3 separate regions of the Homo sapiens genome follow, and all the other regions are linked to region 1. A link is a contact called in ENCODE Hi-C or POLR2A ChIA-PET data. All regions are on one chromosome and are shown on one strand. The core of a region is the stretch at or near the end of the contact, and the rest is flanking DNA. Distances in the headings are between cores, read along the strand shown.

Region 1 (4,812 bases), core at 2,313-4,812:
AGCTGGCCCCAAGTTATTTTTACTTACCTCATGGCTTCCATTTTCCACTATCAGCCAGTTCATATGGCTTTTAAACTTGAGGCTTTGGGGAGACTGGTAGAACCATCATTGGCTTTATTGTTAAGTTTAAGGTCCTCCTTGTTCCAGATATCCAGAGAGGGAGTTAGTGCTACAGGAGATGGAAAAAAATTAGGCAGATAGTGAGGGCAAAAGAGTCCTCAGCAGAATTTCCCTTTTAACAAAAATCAGCCCCCAAATCATTTCTTTTCTAACAAAGAACAGCCTGAAAAATCAAGCTGCAAACATAGATAAGCAAGCTGGAAGCCTGCAGGGGTGAATGCCAGCAGCTGTGTCAATAGAAAAGGGCTACCTGGGGGCCAGGTATGTTCAACATGGAGGCTCCATCTTCCCTTTTCTTTGTCACCACAGTTACAGTAAAGAAACAGGCAACATGGCACTGGCCAGGTAGAGAACCCATCTGCAAAATAAAAGATTAGGGTGGGGGTGGCCATCTTTTTGTGCCTATACAAATGGCATACCTAGCCCTAACCAGTTTTTTGAGCTGTATGCAAATGACACACCTGGTCCAACCAATCTTTTGTGCCCTATGTAAATGACACACTGCCTCCTTAAGGTCATCTATAAAATCCCTTGCATTCCACGGTGGAACCAGCAACCCATTTCTCTGGGACCCCTCTCTGCTGCAGAGAGCTCTTCTTTTTCTTTTGCCTATTCAACTTCTGCTCTGAACCTCTTTGTGTGTCCATGTCCTAGTTTTCCATAGCTGTGACACAACCAATCTCGGGTATTTACTCCAGACAACAATGCCACTTCATTACCAGGTTTTAAAAAAATATCTGTCTATGCTGGGCGCGGTGGCTCACGCCTGTAATCCCAGCACTTTGGGAGGCCAAGGTGGGCGGATCATGGGGTCAGGAGTTCAAGACCAGCCTGACCAACATGGTGAAATCCTGCCTCTACTAAAATTACAAAAATTAGCTGGGCGTGGTCACGCGTGCCTGTAATCCCAGCTACTCAGGAGGCTGAGGCAGGGGAATTGCTTGAACCTGGGAGGCGGAGGTTGCAGTGAGCCAAGATCGCGCGTTTGCACTCCAGCCTGGGTGACAGAGCGAGACTTGGTCTCAGGAAAAAAAAAAAAAATCTATCCAAATCTATCCAAGTATCTATGCAAGTACTTCTTACTTCCAAATGCACTGAATTTCCTTAGCCCCACTCATCAAAGCTGGTGATTCTTTCATAGGCTTCCTGTAATATTAATATCCATTCCCAGTAGTACCCAGATTTTTGTACAGATATCCACTTTTCCTCCCATACCACCCTAATACTCCTGGGGAAGCTGAATCTACTCTACTTCAGAATTGATCTAACTTGTCAAAAGCCAATTATTAGATTTCTTGTCAGTGATTGTTTAGGGAACATAGGCCTAAACCCATCAATGCATGTCATTTTTGTAGCCATAGAATTTGGATTTGGAAAAGCCATGTAACCCAGTGGAAGGCAAGTGTAAAAATTCTGGGAGGCTTCTGGGAAATAAATGTCCTAAATTTTAAGATGGTCCCCTTTTTTTTTTAAGATCTTGTGCAGAGTTGTGAGGCCTGGAATGAAGCTGACACCTGTGCGTATGTGGGCACATACACATGGGTAGGGGGTGTGTGGGGGACATGGGGGAGTGTGAGAGGTGCGGGATGGGGCTCATAGTTGAGCAGTGGAGAGAACTGTAGAAAACCAGATTTGGAGCTGTGAATGACTCACACTTAATCACCACTCTACCAATCCTCTTTTTCAATTATGTTTGAATTGAGTTTCCTGTTACTAAGTACTGTTTGAATTGAGTTTTTGTTCCCTCAGTCTGAAAGCATTTTAACTGGTACATCCCTGATGGATCTCTCTGGGTAAATGTAGTTTCACTGGAAGAGATGGTGATTCCCACCAGATTCCCAAGAGAGCTTATTTTCTCTTGTATTAAGCAGCAGGGGTCAGGCTTATGGCCTTGTATTTGTAGAAATCAGCCATCAGCTTAGCATCACCAGATTTCTGGCATTAGCTGCCCACGTCTGTGGCACTTCAGGCCCATGTAACTATTTCCAGAGTGACACAAGTTTCTTCCACAGTTGTCAACAAGTGGCCCTCACAGGTTCAGTGAGAAGAGGAAGAGGGAGAGAGATCATCAGGATTAATGGATTACTTGCATTTGTGAGACGGTTTGCCAAGTATTGCTACAAACAAGGCACGGGATTTTCTTTTTTCTTTTCTTTTTTTTTTGAGATGGAGTCTTGCTCTGTCCTCCAGGCTGTAGTGCAGTGGAGCAATCTTGGTTTACTGCATTCTCTGCCTCCCAGGTTCAAACGATTCTTCTGCCTCAGCCCTCCCGAGTAGCTGGGATTACAGGCGTGTGTCACAACGCCCTGCTAATTTTTGTATTTTTAGTAGAGACGGGGTTTTGCCATGTTGCCCAGGCTGGTCTGGAACTCCCTGCCTCACGTGATCCTCCCCCCTCGGCCTCCCAAAGTGGTGGGATTACAAGCATGAGCCACCGCGCCCGGCTAAGGCATGGGATGTTTCGAACTGCTGACATTAGAAATTCACAATCCACATCATTAACTGGATCCTCCATGCCCACTCTCTCCCTCTCTGCAGCAGCAATTTCAAATCTTTACTCTCCGCAGTTCCACAGAACACAAGAAACAAACAAACAAGCAAAAAAAGTCAGGCAGGAGCCCAAGTAACCTCTATCAAAGCAAAGACCAGTGCCTAGTCTAACGCTTTTAAGGATTTTAAAAGAGGTGAAGGTGTCCTGCTTATCCTCCAAGCTTGGGTGCTGGGGCCGGGGCGGCTGAGATTTACCAGTGAAACCCAAAGAAAGAGAGGGCAGAAAACTAGAGAAAAGAAACCAGATAATGCTACCCAAGAGGACGAAATAAAGAAGCAGGAAACGAAGCCTGAGGCTAAACCCTGGAGATGACTATTAGGAAAACACCAGAGGATGCCCCGCCCGCCAGCCCACAATGAGCAGCCTGTCCAAGTCACAAAGCGGGGCCTCGGGCCTTGACAGTTCGCGATCTGTAAGCAGAATGTTCCAGGGCCTCCCTGTCGCCTGCATCCAGCCTGGGGGCAATCTTCACTGGTGTGGGAGGCCGAAAGTGGACGGCGACGGAGGCCCCTCTGGTTATCTCTTTGCCGTGCCAACACAGTCTCTGCGCCCACTAAGATGCATGAAATAAAAATTTCCGTGACTCGCCCTTTGCAGTGGAGAACTGAAACAGGCACACCAGGGAATTGGAGCGGAGGAGGGTAACTCAAACTCAGAGTGAGAGGGTTTGCAGGGGGCCGATTTGGGGCCAACAGGCTTCCCAGCAGGCCCCCGGCGCGGGACAGCGGAAGGCGAAACGCTTTCAAGAGACCCCGCTGCCAACATCCCCACGCCCTCGCGCCCTCCCGCCGCCCCAGAAGGCCAACTCCGCCTGCCTGAGTCACAGCTGGAGCTGGGGAGGAGCCAGGGAAAGGAGGCCCCTGACCGTAGTGCGGCCAGCAGTTGCAGGCAGACGGAGCAGAGCGGTCAGGGATCATGAGGGAGAGTGCGTTGGAGCGGGGGCCTGTGCCCGAGGCGCCGGCGGGGGGTCCCGTGCACGCCGTGACGGTGGTGACCCTGCTGGAGAAGCTGGCCTCCATGCTGGAGACTCTGCGGGAGCGGCAGGGAGGCCTGGCTCGAAGGCAGGGAGGCCTGGCAGGGTCCGTGCGCCGCATCCAGAGCGGCCTGGGCGCTCTGAGTCGCAGCCACGACACCACCAGCAACACCTTGGCGCAGCTGCTGGCCAAGGCGGAGCGCGTGAGCTCGCACGCCAACGCCGCCCAAGAGCGCGCGGTGCGCCGCGCAGCCCAGGTGCAGCGGCTGGAGGCCAACCACGGGCTGCTGGTGGCGCGCGGGAAGCTCCACGTTCTGCTCTTCAAGGTCAGTGACCTCAAACGGTCCCCAATCCGAGGCCTTTGCCGGCCTGTGGGCCACCAGCTGGGGGCTCCCCGCTTCCATCCACCTACCACACCCACATTCCTGACCCCTCCCGCCGTCTGTTGCTGTGGAACAGACTCACAGAGCCGCACCCACTTCCCAAGACCCAGCCCCATCCCTCCCTCTCACGCCTGAGCCCCGCCTGGCCAATCCAAGCCCGCCCAGCTCTAGCTCAGGCCACGTCCGCAGAATTTGGTCTGAGTCCCAGCCAATCCCTAAAATAACGGTGGTTGAAAGGGCATTCCGTGACTGCGGGCACTATCCTCTTCTCGCCCCTCACCAGGCCTCACCTACTTTACAGCGTTTTGCAGTTCGCACGCAGCTTTCCCTCCCCTTACCTTCCCACGCCTGCCTTTCCCCCCAGACTCTGGCTGCGGAGGTAAAAGGTTTCCCTTGTGTAATTAAGGAGTGAGTTTCGGGCTGCTGGGGGTAAGGAGCTGCCAGGATCAGTGCTGTGTCCGTCACATGCAGGAGGAGGGTGAAGTCCCAGCCAGCGCTTTCCAGAAGGCACCAGAGCCCTTGGGCCCGGCGGACCAGTCCGAGCTGGGCCCAGAGCAGCTGGAGGCCGAAGTTGGAGAGAGCTCGGACGAGGAGCCGGTGGAGTCCAGGGCCCAGCGGCTGCGGCGCACCGGATTGCAGAAGGTACAGAGCCTCCGAAGGGCCCTTTCGGGCCGGAAAGGCCCTGCAGCGCCACCGCCCACCCCGGTCAAGCCGCCTCGCCTTGGGCCTGGCCGGAGCGCTGAAGCCCAGCCGGAAGCCCAGCCTGCGCTGGAGCCCACGCTGGA
Region 2 (4,409 bases), core at 1,210-3,709, 120 kb before region 1:
TGTACCCTGTGACCAACACCAGGGTGGCCAACATATCCACAGCCCTGGGTTCCCAAATGTGTACAATGTTCTACTTTCAACTCCTGCCCAAAACTTGAACTTCAACCTGGACTGCCTGCAGTGCAGATGACTCTGCTGGCCTAGTCCCTGGGTGGAGCAGGAGGATCCAGTAATGGTTTCTAAGCCATTCTCGGGTACACAGGTGAATTAGGAAGCAACAGGGAAAAGGGACCATAAAGTAGTATTCTGGGATAGATGGATCCGGGGTGCTGTGAGGGGGACCACACCAGGTGTGTGGGGAAGGGGTCAAGCTGAAAAATGATCATCCAGTATATGTGCTGTATGCCCTCAGACAGCCCTGTTAGGCCAGAAGGAGACTGCACCCTTGGACTGGCAAGTCAGTGCAAGGCCCTGCTAATAGGACTATTGAAGACTCTCACTATGGGTTTTCTGTGGGGTGTTTGTTTCTTGGGGTGAAAGCTTCCCTCTCCCCAGGCAGGCCCAGCAAAATCTGTAGGATTCAGACAGGGTTCTGACAGCTGAAGACAAGTTGTTGAGGAAATTCCTGATGGAGGATCATGGGGTGCTCAGGAGGGAGAATATAAGGTTTCAGAGGCTGAGAGGGAAAGAAAAGGTGAGGGGGAGTCTTAGAATAGTGGCTCCCATTGCCCAACACCCAGAAAGAAGACATGCCCTGCAATGGGGAGAAGGTGAGTATGAGACATTGGCTGTAGCAGCGATGGCATTGCCCAGGCTGCCAAGGACTCAGAGAGTCCAGCCTTGCCCACTGACCTATGAGGAGGGAATGATGTTCACAGCACATTTTCATTCGTAAGTCAGGAGAGGACATTGAGCCTGATGGCAGAGGCCTGGTGACATGTTGTTCCAGAGGTTCCGGAATGTGTGTTTTCCTGTTGGAAGGAAACTTCGCAGAGTAGAAAAGGGATCTGAGACTTTTGGTAAGATTATATATGGGACTGTCAGGGGTCTGGAGCCATCTGTGAGGGATCAGGGCCCTTTCAGCCTTGGCTAGGGAGCAGGGGTCCTGGAACTTCATCCTGGCCCATAGCTGAGTCTGCCCATAATTCTTTTCTGACTCACTAGGCAAATCTCACACAGAAATGGGGCAGCTTTGGGAGTGGGCCCAGGAAGTACTGAGGATAGCAGGTGAGATCCCAGGAAGAGATGGATGTGGGGCCGAGACACTGGAGAGAGAAACAGGACTGTCAGATAAAGGGCGTCTGTGACTCCTAGATCTCATTATGCCTACTACCATAACCTACCCCCAATTCCTAATATTCTCCTACCCTAGAGGGGGGGAAATTGTCAGAAATTTGGCTGCAACACTAGCAACACTACTCAGTACTTGAAATGCATTTTTGCATTTTTTTCATTCAACAAATATTTCTGGAACAACTCTTATATGCCAGGCACTATTTTAGGAGTCAGGGATATATAATGGTAAACAAGACAGGCAAAACAAAGCAAAGCAACAACAACCATCACCAGATAAGTAGACAGATGAAAGAATTTCAAGTTTTAGTAAGTAAAATAAAACAAGCAAGGGTCTGAAATGGCTAGATAAGGTGGTCAAGAAAGGCTTCATTGAGAAGGTAGCATTTAAGCAGGAGTCAGCTAGAAATATTGTGAAATTCCAGTTACAGTTCTATTTGTTCTGGGTTGGTTAAATAAAGCTTTTTCCCCCAAGGTGGAAACTACCAAGAAAGACTAATTACTAGTAGTGGTGGTGCTCTCTGGAAGAGAGACACCTCCTGTTTCTGCCTCATTACTGTCAACCCTTCACTTCCAGGCACTTTTTGCAAAGCCCTTTGCCAGTCAGGGAAGGCGAGAGGCTGGGCATGGGGCTTGGACATTTGACAACAGTGAGACATTATTGTCCCCAGACTCACTAGCCCAAGGGTAAAGCTGAAGAGGCTTGGGCATGCCCCAGAAAGGCCCCTGATGAAGCTTGGAAAAAGCTGTTCTCTGAGTATTTCTAAGTAAGTTTATCTGTGTGTGTGGTTACTAAAAGTAGTAAGTATTGCTGTCTCTAGCTGCCTTAGAGCAGGGCTTGACACAGTACACAGCAATATTAGTTCCCTCCTTTTCTCACCTCCCCCATTGTGGAGATAAACTCAATCACAAAAGGTGATCCTCAGTCTACTCACTTCCCTGACTTATGGATGCCTGGACCCATTGCCAGTGTGAGAGTCACAGCTGGACGTCAGCAGTGTAGCCCAGTTACTGCTTGAAAATTGCTGAAGGGGGTTGGGGGGCAGCTGCCGGGAAAAAGGAGTCTTGGATTCAGATTTCTGTCCAGACCCTGACCTTATTTGCAGTGATGTAATCAGCCAATATTGGCTTAGTCCTGGGAGACAGCACATTCCCAGTAGAGTTGGAGGTGGGGGTGGTGCTGCTGCCAACTCTATATAGGGAGTTCAACTGGTCACCCAGAGCTGTCCTGTGGCCTCTGCAGCTCAGCATGGCTAGGGTACTGGGAGCACCCGTTGCACTGGGGTTGTGGAGCCTATGCTGGTCTCTGGCCATTGCCACCCCTCTTCCTCCGTGAGTAAAGCTGGGACTAGAAGCGAAGGATTGAGTTCTGGGCTAGGGTAAGGTAGGGCCAGTTTTTAGGCCTCGGTCAAATTTGGGGTCAGGGGCTATGGGAAAGGGATCGGTCCCAATGGATCAAGATATCTATTTTGTTCTCCCTAGGACTAGTGCCCATGGGAATGTTGCTGAAGGCGAGACCAAGCCAGACCCAGACGTGACTGGTGAGGCCCTGACTCCCTAAGTCTGTCTTATCTGTCTGGTTGTGTCTCTGCATTTTATCACCTTCTGGTTTTTTTTTTTTTTTTTTTTTTTTTTTTTTTTTTTTACTTTGCCATCTCCCTACCTCCACCCCAGAACGCTGCTCAGATGGCTGGAGCTTTGATGCTACCACCCTGGATGACAATGGAACCATGCTGTTTTTTAAAGGTAGGAGGGACTGAGGTTAGGGCGTTTAGGACCTTAGACTTACTCTCCTTCACAAAGGGTGTCCCTGTCTGTGGGAGGTCTTAGGAATTATCTGATGGTATCACTGACAGCTTCTCTCAAGCTATCTCAGTAGGTCAAAGGTTTCTCACTGGGCCCCTCAGTGAGTGTGGGTTTTTTCAGGGGAGTTTGTGTGGAAGAGTCACAAATGGGACCGGGAGTTAATCTCAGAGAGATGGAAGAATTTCCCCAGCCCTGTGGATGCTGCATTCCGTCAAGGTCACAACAGTGTCTTTCTGATCAAGGTACTGCTGGGCCAAAATCAGGGCCAGGCTGGAAAGGGCTGGAATCGACACTGGGGACCCTTCCCCCAAATGGCCTTGGCATGGAGCCCATAGCAATAGGTAGCAGATTTCTTTCCCATGTGCCCTCCTTTCCTGTAAAAGCTTGGGCTAAGGGAGTGTGCATGCGTGTGGGCCTGGCAGGTGCACCATCCAGTGGCTGTTCTTCAGTCCTAGTCTTAGTTCTACACCGCTCTGCTGTACCTCACACTGCTGGCCATCCTTTTTTTCTCTGGCAATTGCTTCCCTTGCCTTCCATGACCCTGTATCAAGTCCTCTTCATAGGGCAAGGCAAGTTGTTCCCAACACAATGGCACCTGGCTAGAAGAGCATGTGGAGCATGAAATCCAGTCTGCTGTGCTCACCAAGTCCCATGTGACCCAGGCTGTGTCTGCTCAGAGGAAGGGGTGCCTTTTCCTACCTTGCCAAAGGTGCTGTGTGGTTGGGGAAGTCCTGACTGTCGGCTTTGTTTTCCCTCCTGCCTCTTTTCTCTCTCTTCTCAAATGTCTCATTCTATCTCAACCAGTTCCCTAATGTTCCTTGGGGATCCATCCTAGCCTTTCCATATACCTTCCCTCAGTGATCTCAACCATCACCTTGGCTCTGAGGAATATCTATGCTGTGGACACTGGATCTAGATCTACTTTCTGAGCTCCAGACATCTCTTTCCAATTGTATGTTCTACAGGCACCTAAAATTCAGCATCCCCCAAACTAAGCTTTGCATCTTCTTTACAAACCAACCTTTCCTCCTGTGTTTCCTGTTTCAGTAAATGACCCCAAAATGTGCCTGATTACTACAAACCAAGTGCACACAGGGTCTCATGATCTGGGCCTTGGTTATCTTCTCAGGTTTATCTCCTCCCCTGCCACATTCACTGTGTGCCAGCCATACGAATCTACATGAGGTTGGAGCACACTGCTTCCTCATGTTTGGGCTCTGCATGCTGCTCCCTCTGCTGGTAACACCCTTTCCTCACTTGTCAACCTGGAAAATTCCTGCTGATTTTTCAGCTCTTGGGCCCAATGCTTCCTCTTTGGTGTGAAACCTTCCACAACTTCTCTAGGCAGACTTAGGCACTCTGTCTATATT
Region 3 (4,252 bases), core at 281-2,780, 120 kb after region 1:
TTGAAGTGGCCAAATTGGTACCACAGGGCACATTATTTAGTTTATCGGAAGGCAGGAGATGAGCCTGTAGAACTCGTTTCCTGAGGGCAGTCTGAAAACAGAATCTGGCTCCAGGAGTAGAGAGGGCTGTGATTTCAGACGGGTGCCCAAGCACTTGACTCCAGGGACAGCGCCACCCTCTGCGGCAGTGCCAAGCACTTCCCTCAAGTTTGGGATCTATAGAGGAGCTTTTGTGTGGAAACGTGGGCAGACTTAGGTTGAAATAATGGAGGTGGGGAGCAGGAAAGGGAGTTGTTAGATCTTGTTTATTATGGTCCTTCACTAATTTTTCCTGCATGGTAGTGTAGCCCCCTGACCTCTACCTCCTGCCTCCTCCCAAGCAGAATACATGTTTAAGTCAAAGTCTACAGATGCCAGTGTTGCACATAGGGACTCCACAGCAAGTACCTGTTAAATGATGATAACAGTCATATGCAGTGGGATGAAAATAACATGATCCACACCCCCAGACTCCCCTCCGATTGTCCCCTCACCTCCACTCTTAGGCTCCATTGTTACCACTGGACATTACAACGGGCTTTTTCTGAATGTGAAGGTTTCCAGGAGTCGGTCTCTGATCTGCTTGGTGCGGGCCCCATAGATGAGGGGGTTGAGGGCAGGTGGCAGCAGCAAGTAGATGTTGGAGAGAAGGATGTGCACAGGCTTTGGGACAGTGTGATGACCAAAGCGGTGTGTGAGGTAGGAGAAGAGACCAGGTATGTAGAAGGCCAGAATGACACAGATGTGAGAACTACATGTACCAAAGGCCTTGGCATGGGCCTCCCGGGTAGGTAGCTGCAGCACAGCATGGGCAATGAGTCCATAGGAGCCAGTGATACCCAGAATATCCATACCTGAGATGGCCAGTGAAAGTGCCAGACCATATAAGTTGGTGGCCTGTGTGTTACCCACCACCAGTTCTACCACTGCCATGTGTGCACAATAGGTATGGCCTATGGTCTTGGCTTGGAAGTGCTCAAACTTTGCCACCAGCAGTGGGAAAGGTACAACAATAGCCACAGCTTTCAGTGCCAGGGCCAAGGCTGCATAACCCACACAGGCTTTGGTGACCAGGACAGGGTAGTGCAGTGGACGCCCTATTGCCGCAGCACGATCACAGGCCATGGCCAAAAGCACACCTGATTCCATGGCAGTCAGTGCATGTACAAAGAACATCTGGACCAGGCACACAGCATATGGCACAGATCGGGGCCCAAGCCACAGCACAGCCAGCAACCCTGGGGCTATAGATGTGGCTAAGCCCAGGTCTGTGGCTGCCAGGATGGCCAACAGTAGAAACATGGGCTGGTGCAGTGTGGAGTCTATCCACACCACTGCCGGCAGTGCTCCATTGCCCAGCAGGGCCAGCAGATAAATGGGCCCAAAGACCAGTGTCAGCCAAGTCTGGGCACTTCCTAGCCCTGGAAAGCCAGTCAGTATGAAGAAGTTTGGGTGTAGGAAGGTGGAATTGAGTTGTAGAGTTTCTGCCATTCTGTGGTGGGCACAACTTGAGGGCTCATGGGGGCATGACTCCTGACAGGGAAGATAAGGGGAGAGATTTTGGGGGTCTCACAGTGGCACAAACCCATCCATGGCATACGTGTAGGAGTAGTGCAGGGCTGGGAGGATCACAGGTTTATAACTTTTGGTTAGGGGGGTTTGGATGGATAATTAAGGTCGCAATTCTAGCTAAGATAGGAGAATCCTTTGCTCCTAAAAGTCTATATGTATTGTAGTGGGAGGAAGGGGTAGTGAGGAAGAGGCTGCCTGCTGCAGTGGTTGGTATAGATAGCCTGAGAGAGCCTTCTAATTGGATGTCAGCAGAGGGTGGAGTGGAGATGAATACTTTTCTTCCTCAGGGTCCAAATAGAGTCAGTCTCAGTCTCTATATGAGGAGAAAGCCAGTGCTGGGGGCAGGGTGGGGAATCAGGCTTCCGGCTGTCCTGTCCCTGCCTGTGTATCCTTGGGCAAGATCTCTGGACCTCAGCTTCTTCAGCTGTATAGGCCTGGTGGGTACAGTGATATTAAGGTTTGCCCAGCTCTGAGCAATTGCCCATTCTCAGCACCAACCATCCAGGAAGAGAGGAGGCAGAGTATAAAGAAAGGGAGAAACCGTAGTGGGAGGCAGATGGAATCTGGAGTGAATCTGGGAGCTTGGTGTGGCAAGGGAAAACTTGCTGGGTTTTTGGGGTGCAGGGTGCTTACGTTCTGAACTTGATGCTGAACACCAGCTGGAGAGTTGAAGTTGGGGCTGGGAAGCAACAGAGAGAGAGATGGCAGTACGAAACGGGACTTTTCTTCTCCGTTTCCTTTCCTTCTTCACGGTACAAAAGTGGGTCCCACTAGAGTCTCATTCCTGGCATGCCAGAGCGAGTGGAGGTGACATAGAGGGAGAAAATGGCACTCAACTCAGAGTAGCAGCCATCTGAGGAAGAAGCATCTCTGACATTGGAGGAGGCAGGACAAGTAGATTGACTTAGGTGGGATCCAGCCCACCTAAGAAGCTTAATACATGTTGAATGGATAAATGAATGAGGAAGAAATCACCAGCAGAAGGCTTGACTGGGAAAGATCTCGAGCACTGTGTGTTGGCAGCTTCTCTTCGCTTTAATCAGTGCCTGTGGGGCTCTTTATGTGGCTGTTCTACCTGCTTCCCTCAGGGCCTTTCTCCCTCCCACCTGTGCCACATTAACTCTGTTTTGTATCTCTTTGCTCAGTGCTGATGGGCTGGTGACTCAGGAAGTAGAGTAAGGAGGCAGAGATGGGGGCAAGCCAGGAAAGAGACTATCAGGTGGAAAGATCTGGGCAAGGAACACTTTCTCAGGGAGGTCTTTGCTGGCTCACTGAAGTCCGGGAGAAAATTCCTTGGTTTATTCTTTAATAGCATCTAGCCCACTCTGTTGTAATTTCTTGTCTCTCAATTCCCCACGAGACAAAAAGAGTTGCAGATATTGCTTTTTATTAGCTACAGTGTCTCTACTGCTTACCACAATGTCTGGCATGTAGTTAGCTATGAATAAATATATATTGCTTTTAAGTGTGGGACAGACTGCTAGTCCAAACAGCTTTTGCTGACTAATAGGGGCTCCTACAGTTTCAGGAGCTTTAGATATCCATGAAGAAAAAGAATTATTCACCATCAACCACAAGTCTACTGAATACAGTTCTTTCTATTATAAGGAGACTTAAACTCACCACACTATGTAAAGTCATACAATAAAGACCACAGGGCCTATTGGAAAAATGAAGTTAGGGGCACAACACTCAAAAACTTCATCAGTGACACATTTGAAAAAAAGATGGGCTGGGCACAGTGTCTCACACCTGTAATCCCAGCACTTTGGGAGGCCAAGACAGGAAGATCACTTGAGCCCAGGAGTTGGAGACCAGTCCGTGCAACACAGTGAGAGCCCATCTCTACAAAAAAATTAAAAAAATTAGCCAGCCACAGTGGTGTGCACTGGTACTTCTACCTACTCGAGAGGCCGAGGCAGGAGGATCACTTGATCCCAGGAGTTCAAGGCTACAGTGAGCTATAATCATGCCATGCACTCCAGCCTGGGTGATAGAGTAAGACCCTGTCTCTAAAAAATAAATCCAATAAAATGAAATTGGGCAGAAAGTTGTAATACCAGATGTGAATGGGTGTGGCTCATAACGCAAGTGGTGAACTGAAGTAGCTGATCGATGTTTGAGGTGTGTGCATGTGTGCATGTTGAGCTTTCTTACTCAGCTCAGTTCAGCTGGGTTCAGTTTTCTGGGTTCACCTACTTTCTTGGAAGTGGAGTTACATGCAAGCAAACACGAAATTCACATTATTCTCAGTCCCCTAATACATATGTCAATTGTCTTTGAATAATTTGTATTTTAAAACTAGCATTATAGCAGAACTAGTTGAATCTCTTTTCTGCCTGGCCTTGTGTCATGTGGTGAGAATACAGTGGCAATAACAAGACCCTGCTGCTCTCAAGGAGTTCACAGTCTAATGGACACAGTGATCTAAACAGTTGTCGAAGGGTTGTTAAAGTAATTGCCTTAACTCAAGTCAATACCAGATACGATGGCAGCACAGAGAAAGAAGACTTTCACTCTTGCTGGGGGAGTCAGGGAAATGTCTGAATCATAGTAGTGGTTAAAAGTCTTGTGGGGTTTCCTGTGTACGTGCACTGCTCTAAGCCTTGACCTCACAACAGTCATTTGAGGTGGGCACAAT

Evidence for each region. Hi-C counts contacts between places; a loop is a spot of excess contacts on that map. ChIA-PET counts read pairs that join two places held with the same protein, here RNA polymerase II (POLR2A). Pooled maps may share reads with other maps.
Region 2: a loop to region 1 is called in a pooled map, with 2.5 times the contacts of the local background. The contact joins the promoter of HPX here to the promoter of CAVIN3 in region 1. A Hi-C loop is called at or near these places in 5 of 50 pooled maps. POLR2A ChIA-PET finds 5 or more read pairs at or near these places in 3 of 52 experiments (activated T-cell, activated naive CD4-positive, alpha-beta T cell and activated naive CD8-positive, alpha-beta T cell).
Region 3: a pooled map shows a loop between it and region 1 (3-fold over the local background). The contact joins the promoter of OR52W1 here to the promoter of CAVIN3 in region 1. A Hi-C loop is called at or near these places in 6 of 50 pooled maps. POLR2A ChIA-PET finds 5 or more read pairs at or near these places in 2 of 52 experiments (MCF 10A and activated naive CD4-positive, alpha-beta T cell).

The regions. Positions count from the first base shown.
Region 1 is chr11:6,319,251-6,324,062 of GRCh38, reverse strand. It overlaps CAVIN3 (caveolae associated protein 3), which reads left to right and starts at 3,562. Exons shown (of 2, transcript NM_145040.3): 1 at 3,562-3,970; 2 at 4,499-4,812. The coding sequence starts at 3,587. LOC101927825 (a long non-coding RNA gene) reads right to left here. Exons shown (of 7, transcript XR_930998.4): 1 at 4,366-4,812; 2 at 371-478; 3 at 28-169. RefSeq lists enhancers at 2,796-2,885, 2,916-2,975, 2,986-3,345, 3,556-3,605, 4,149-4,812.
Region 2 is chr11:6,439,037-6,443,445 of GRCh38, reverse strand. HPX (hemopexin) reads left to right here and starts at 2,459. Exons shown (of 10, transcript NM_000613.3): 1 at 2,459-2,565; 2 at 2,716-2,774; 3 at 2,908-2,979; 4 at 3,160-3,281. The coding sequence starts at 2,483. RefSeq lists an enhancer at 22-91.
Region 3 is chr11:6,196,502-6,200,753 of GRCh38, reverse strand. OR52W1 (olfactory receptor family 52 subfamily W member 1) reads right to left here and starts at 1,530. Exons shown (of 1, transcript NM_001005178.1): 1 at 568-1,530. The coding sequence starts at 1,530. The coding sequence ends at 568. RefSeq lists enhancers at 715-1,215, 1,216-1,716.